Linked DNA regions of Homo sapiens: region 1 is linked to region 2. Evidence: read pairs that join two places in POLR2A ChIA-PET (ENCODE). Cell type or tissue: Panc1. All regions are shown on one strand. Links, peaks and the distances in the headings refer to the core of each region. The heading gives the core; the rest is flanking DNA.

Region 1 (2,910 bases), core at 267-2,766, 130 kb before region 2:
GTGGTGGCGCATGCCTGTTGTCCCAGCTAGGAGGCTGAGGTGGGAGAATCGCTTGAACCTGAGAGGCAGAGGTTGCAGTGAACTGAGATCATGCCACTGCACTCCAGCCTGGGTGACAGAGCGAGACTCTGTCTAAAAAAAAAAAATATGCAAATGTGTATATAAAACTAAATCTCTCCTTATCTGCCAAAGGAGCATTGAGTTTGTTACAGGTCAAATAACAGGGATTTCAGGCAATGAGGGGTTCTCTCTCTATTGTGTAAGTCTGAAATTTTCCATAATGAAAAAACTTTTCAGAGTTTACTACTGAAATTCAAGCAGAAAGAAAATGTTGCGGCCAGGTGCGGTGGCTCACGCCTGTAATCCCAGCACTTTGGGAGCCCAAGGCGGGCGGATCACTTGAGGTCAGGAGTTCCAGACCAGCCTGGCCAACACAGTGAAACCCCGTCTCTACTAAAAACACAAAAATTAGTTGGACGTTGTGGCGGGCACCTGTAATCCCAGCTACTCGGGAGGGTGAGGCAGGAGAATCGCTTGAACCCAGGAGGTGGAGGCTGCAGTGAGCCGAGACCGTGCCACTACACTCCAGCCTTGGCGACAGAGTGAGACTGTCTCAAAAAGAAAAAAAAGAAAAGAAAAGAAAATGTTGCTCCTTTAAATAGGTTTCTTCCAAATGAAATATTTAGGTAAGCATCTTTCCATCAGTCTCCAGGAGTGAGTAAGCCATATTAAAAATAACAGCTAAAAAGACCTGCTAGCTTGCTAAATGCCAAATGAGGCAAAAATATCCATCCTATTCTTGTAATCTCATAATAATGCAACTATTATTATTATAGTTCTTCCATCTACTATTAACATCTTTAGCTTTTGGCGCAAACTGATTTTTCATTGCAATTAGTCTACCTATCCAAGTTGGTGCTAATACTTTAATGAGTGTGATTCAACTTTCCCTTTCCAAAAACAATCCTTTAGAATATTTCTGGAAATATATAACAGTAATACTAGTTGCCACGTAGGAAAGGAACTGAGTGGCCTTTAAGAGACAGGGAAGGAAACTGTCATGTACTTCTTGTACCTTTAAAACTTACATTAATGTATATCTATTTTTAAAATTAAACTGAAGTTTTTAAAAAGCAAGCTGGGCTTTCAAAATCCTTTAATAAATATTTGTCAGATTTTAAAACCAGAAGCCTTTTAAGGTCTTTTGAGTCTCATCAGAACAATGCCAAAAGAAAAAAACCATCTTTATTTCTTTTGTTGTCACAAGGGTAATAATAATTTAATGCCAATGCTAACCCTGGCTAACTTTTTTTTTTCTTTTTCTTTTTCTTTTTTTCTGAGTCAGAGTCTCGCTCCATTGCCCAGGCTGGAGTGCAGTGGCCGTGATCTTGACTCACTGCAACCTCTGCCTCCCAGATTCAAGCGATTCTCATGACTCAGCCTCCCAAGTAGCTGGGATTACAGGTGCCCGCCACCACACCTGGTATTTTTAGTTGAGACGGGGGTTTCACCATGTTGGCCAGGCTGGTCTCGAACTCCTGACCTCAAGTGATCCGCCTGCCTCGGGCTCCCAAAGTGCTGCTATTACAGGCTGAGCCACCATGCCCAGCCATGGCTAACATTTTCAAAACTGGCTATATTACCTTCTTCCCCTTAAATCCTGCCTCATCCTCTCCCATCCCCCTAAAAAAAACTTGTTGAAGACTTAAGTGTGGAATTCCTAAATCTATATGATGTACACTGTGGATAAAAAAATAAAGTGCTATATACACTAATAGAGTAAGAGCTGGTGTATCATAAAACCATAAGGCATGGCACCTACTGTTGTAAATTTGTTATAAGTATAACCACTCTCACCTTACCCTCCTCAATGCCCCATGCTCCCACCCCAGTTGCAAGTAAATCTCATTTTAGTACAATCTCCATAAAACAAAAATTATTTCTCAATCCTAACCAAGGCCCCATTTATTTCAAACTGTATTTAATGAAATAAAGTTCCAGTATAGCTAAGTAATTTGGGTAATCTACTGACATTTATTCTTACAGGATTTGGTCCATATAAAATGTTTTCAATTGTTAATTTTTTCAGAAGGACAATTTGCTGGATATGCCTTAAGAGTGGGAGACAAAAAACAAACCTTAATTACTCCCACCCACACTCACCCCTAAATCAGCAATTTCTCCAGCTAGAGAAATTAGGTAACTATAGAGCAATGGAGTGACTATCGAGTAAAACCTATGTCTATGAGACAATTTGGATTTGAAGCACAAATTAATGTACTCATAATTTTCAGTGAAAAACAATACAGGAGAGAAAAAGTCTCAAATCCCCATTTTGACAGCACAAATCCTAGAATAGCAGAAAATAAAAACACTATACTTGCCACATTATATTTATTGGCAGGGCAGAATTTCCCAAGTGTTCAACCGAAGTGACTTTCTAGAAATTCCACCTATGGAAATACTTTAAATTTCCTTTTTCTCAATGAACTCAGAGTACTTCCTAAAAATATGATATATCTTCCCCATTTGCTGACGTGAAGTTATATAGCAAGTACAAACATCAGCTGAAGCCAAAATTTAGGTCTCTTTGAGTCTCCAAAAGCTCTTTGTAAGGCCAGGAGTGGTAACTCACACCTGTAATCCCAGCACTTACACCTGTAATCCCAGCACTTTGGGAGGCCGGGGCGTGTGGATCACTTGAGGTCAGGAGTTTGAGACCACCCTGGCCAATATGGCGAAACCCCGTCTCTACTAAAAACACAAAAATTAGCTGGGCGTGGTGGCTCGCACCTGCAGTCCCAGCTACTTAGGAGGCTGAGGCAGGAGAAATGCTTGAACCCAGGAGGCGGAGGTTGCAGTGATCCAAGACTGCACCACTGCACTCCAGTCTGGGCAACAGAGTGAGAC
Region 2 (2,910 bases), core at 213-2,712:
TTGAGGCCAGGAGTTCAAGATTAGCCTGGGCAATATAACAAAACCCCGTCTCCACCAAAGAATCTTTTTGTTTTTAATTAGCCAAGCATGGTGGTGCATGTCTGTAGTTTCAGCTACTCAGGAGGCTCAAGCAGAAGGATTGCTTGAGCTCAGGAGTTCAAGGCTACAGTGAGCTAAGATCACACCACTGCACTCCAGCCTAGATGACAGAATCAGGCCCTGTCTCTTTTTTTTTTTTTTTTTTTTTTGAGATGGAGTCTCTCTCTGTCGCCCAGGCTGGAGTGCAGTGGCGCAATCTCAGCTCACTGCAAGCTCCGCTTCCCGGGTTCACGCCATTCTCCTGCTTCAGCCTCCCAAGTAGCTGGGACTACAGGTCCCCACCACCACGCCCAGCTAATTTTTTGTATTTTTAGTAGAGACGAGGTTTCACCGTATTAGCCAGGTTGGTCTCGACCTCCTGACCTCGTGATCCGCCCACCTCGGCCTCCCAAAGTGTCGGGATTACGGGCGTGAGCCACCAGGCCCGGCCAGGCCCTGTCTCTAAAAAAAAAAGACTGGGTGCAGTCTTTTTTTTACGCCTGTAATCCCAACACTTTGAGAGGCCAAAGCAGACAGATAGATCACCTAAGGTCAGGAGTTCAAGACCAGCCTGGCCAACATGGCGAAAACCCATCTCTACTAAAAATACAAAAAGTAGCCAGGATTGGTGGTGGGCACTTGTAGTCCCAGCTACTCGGGAGGCTGAGGCATGAGAATCATTTGAACCTGGGAGGCAGAAGTTGCTATGAGCTAAGATTGCACCACTACCTTTCAGCCTGGGTGACAGAGTGAGACTCCGTCTCAAAAAAAAAAAAAAGGAACAAAGAGAGTGCTTTGCAAACGAAGGAAGAACAAAAGAACAACAGAGGTTCCAGAAGACAGGAGTAGTTCATAGTGTCAAATGCCACACAAAGTGCAAGCAAAATAGCAATTGAAAACTACCTGCAGCCGGGTGCGGTGGCTCACGCCTGTAATCCCAGCACTTTGGGAGGCCCAGGCAGGCGGATCACCTGAGGCTAGAAGTTCAAGACCAGCCTGGCCAACATGGTGAAACCCTGTCTCTACTAAAAAATATACACAAAATTATCTGGGCATGGTGGCGGGCGCCTGTAGTCCCAGCTACTTGAGAGGCTGAGGCAGGAGAATTGCTTGAACCCGGGAGGCTGAGGCTGCAGTGAACCGAGATCGTGCCATTGCACTCCAGCCTGGGCAACAAGAGTGAAATTCCATCTCAAAAACAAACAAACAAAGAAACAAACAAAAAGCTACTTGCTAGATTGTGCAATTAGGAGGTTGCTGTGGCCTTGGGAAGAACAACTGGAGAGGTGGGGCCAGAAATGGAGTTAAGGGTGAGTGGGTAGCAAACAGGGCCTGCTCTTTTGATAAGCTCTGCTGTGAAGTGAACTTCCAAGACTGGCTTATAGCTAGAGAGAGGTACCTTTCTGAGGTGAGAGAAGCTTGACTGTTTATGTATGGAAGGAAAAGCCAGAAAGGAGAGAGTGAGGATGGAGGGAAGTGTGCTGCTGAGGATGGAGCCGAGCGCCGAGGAATTGGGAAGGATGGAATCCAGCACACACTGAGGGACTGGCCTCAGACAGCAAGAGGAGCACCACCCTGTGGACAAGAATGAAGAAAGGAGGCACTCATGGGCTGGGGTTTGGGAAAGAGATACAGGGAGCTGGGAGTAGGGGAAGGGAGTAAACCGATGGCAAGGAAGTTCCGGCCAGAGACCAGTTTGTTGGCATTTCTGAGCTGGACAATCATGACAAGGTCCAGGGCGTGCCTGACTGAGGCAGTTACGTCACTAGAGTTAGAAGGTCAAGAATTCTGAAATGGATAATCCTCGGGAACAGGTCTAGGGTGGAGAAAAAGTCTGGTAGGATCTATCCTCAGAGACAGATCAAGAGAAAGCTGTTTCTTGGCCTCCCACACAAACACATTGGGATTTTAAAAAATATTTCTTAGTCCTAGCTCATAACTTACCTAACTACTTTTGCCACAGTGTAAACCCATAGCTTCCTCAAGAAAAGATCAAACATTTAGAAAAAGTTAGACTGAAACTGTGAAGCAGGAGTCTGCCTGATAAATGTGGCTCTGTCCACTACATAATGGGTTTAATCTACATTTCCTTTTTTTTTTTTTTTTTTTTTTGTTGAGACAGGGTCTTGCTCTGTTGCCCAGGGTGGAGTGCAGTGGCACAATCACAGCTCACTGCAACCTTGACTTCCTGGGTTTCAGCGATCCTCCCACCTCAGCCTCCTGAGTAGCTGGGACTACAGGCAGGTGCCACCATGCCCATCTAATTTTTTTTTTTTTGGGGGGGGGACAAAGTCTCGCTCTGTTGCCAGGCTGGAGCACAGTGGCACGATCCCGGCTTACTGCAACCTCCACCACCTGGGTTCAAGCGATTCTCCTGCCTCGGCCTCCTGAGTAGCTGGGATTACAGGCACGCCCCACCATGCCCAGCTAATTTTTGTATTTTTAGTAGAGATGGGATTTCACCATGTTGGCCAGGATGGTCTCGATCTCTTCACCTCTTGATCCGCCTGCCTCAGTCTCCCAAAGTGCTGGGATTACAGGTGTGAGCCACTGTGCCCGGCCTTTTTTTATTTTCTGTAGGGATGAGGTCTCACTATGTTGCCCAGGTTGGTCTCAAACTCCTAGGCTCAAACCATTCTCCCGCCTTGGTCTCCCAAAGTGCTGGGATTACAGGCGTGAGCCACCATGCCTGGCCTTAATCTACTTTTCTGATTTAGACTATGACCTGGTCTCCATTCATTCTTCATTCATTCATTCATTCATTCATTCATTCAGCAACATGCATTAAATGCCCTCTCCCTGCCAGGTATTTTGCTAGGCTCTGGGGATTCA

What was found. Peaks named below come from ENCODE experiments on the same cell type or tissue, not always from the same donor. Only the 100,000 strongest peaks of a DNase experiment are listed, where the experiment ranks them.
Region 1: POLR2A ChIA-PET joins it to region 2 with 13 read pairs; 14 of 35 experiments call an interaction of 5 or more read pairs at or near these places.

Annotation. Positions count from the first base shown.
Region 1 is chr10:103,107,538-103,110,447 of GRCh38, forward strand. All of the region lies in intron 4 of NT5C2 (5'-nucleotidase, cytosolic II), which reads right to left. Among named protein-coding and RNA genes, the nearest start is that of NT5C2, 84 kb to the right of the region's middle. In Panc1, for the core only: no CTCF peak of the experiment used is centred there; no DNase peak of the experiment used is centred there.
Region 2 is chr10:103,237,347-103,240,256 of GRCh38, forward strand. No RefSeq gene overlaps it. Among named protein-coding and RNA genes, the nearest start is that of RPEL1, 7.1 kb to the right of the region's middle. In Panc1, for the core only: a CTCF peak has its summit at 1,859; a DNase peak (open chromatin) is centred at 1,707; H3K27ac peaks cover 2,175 bases.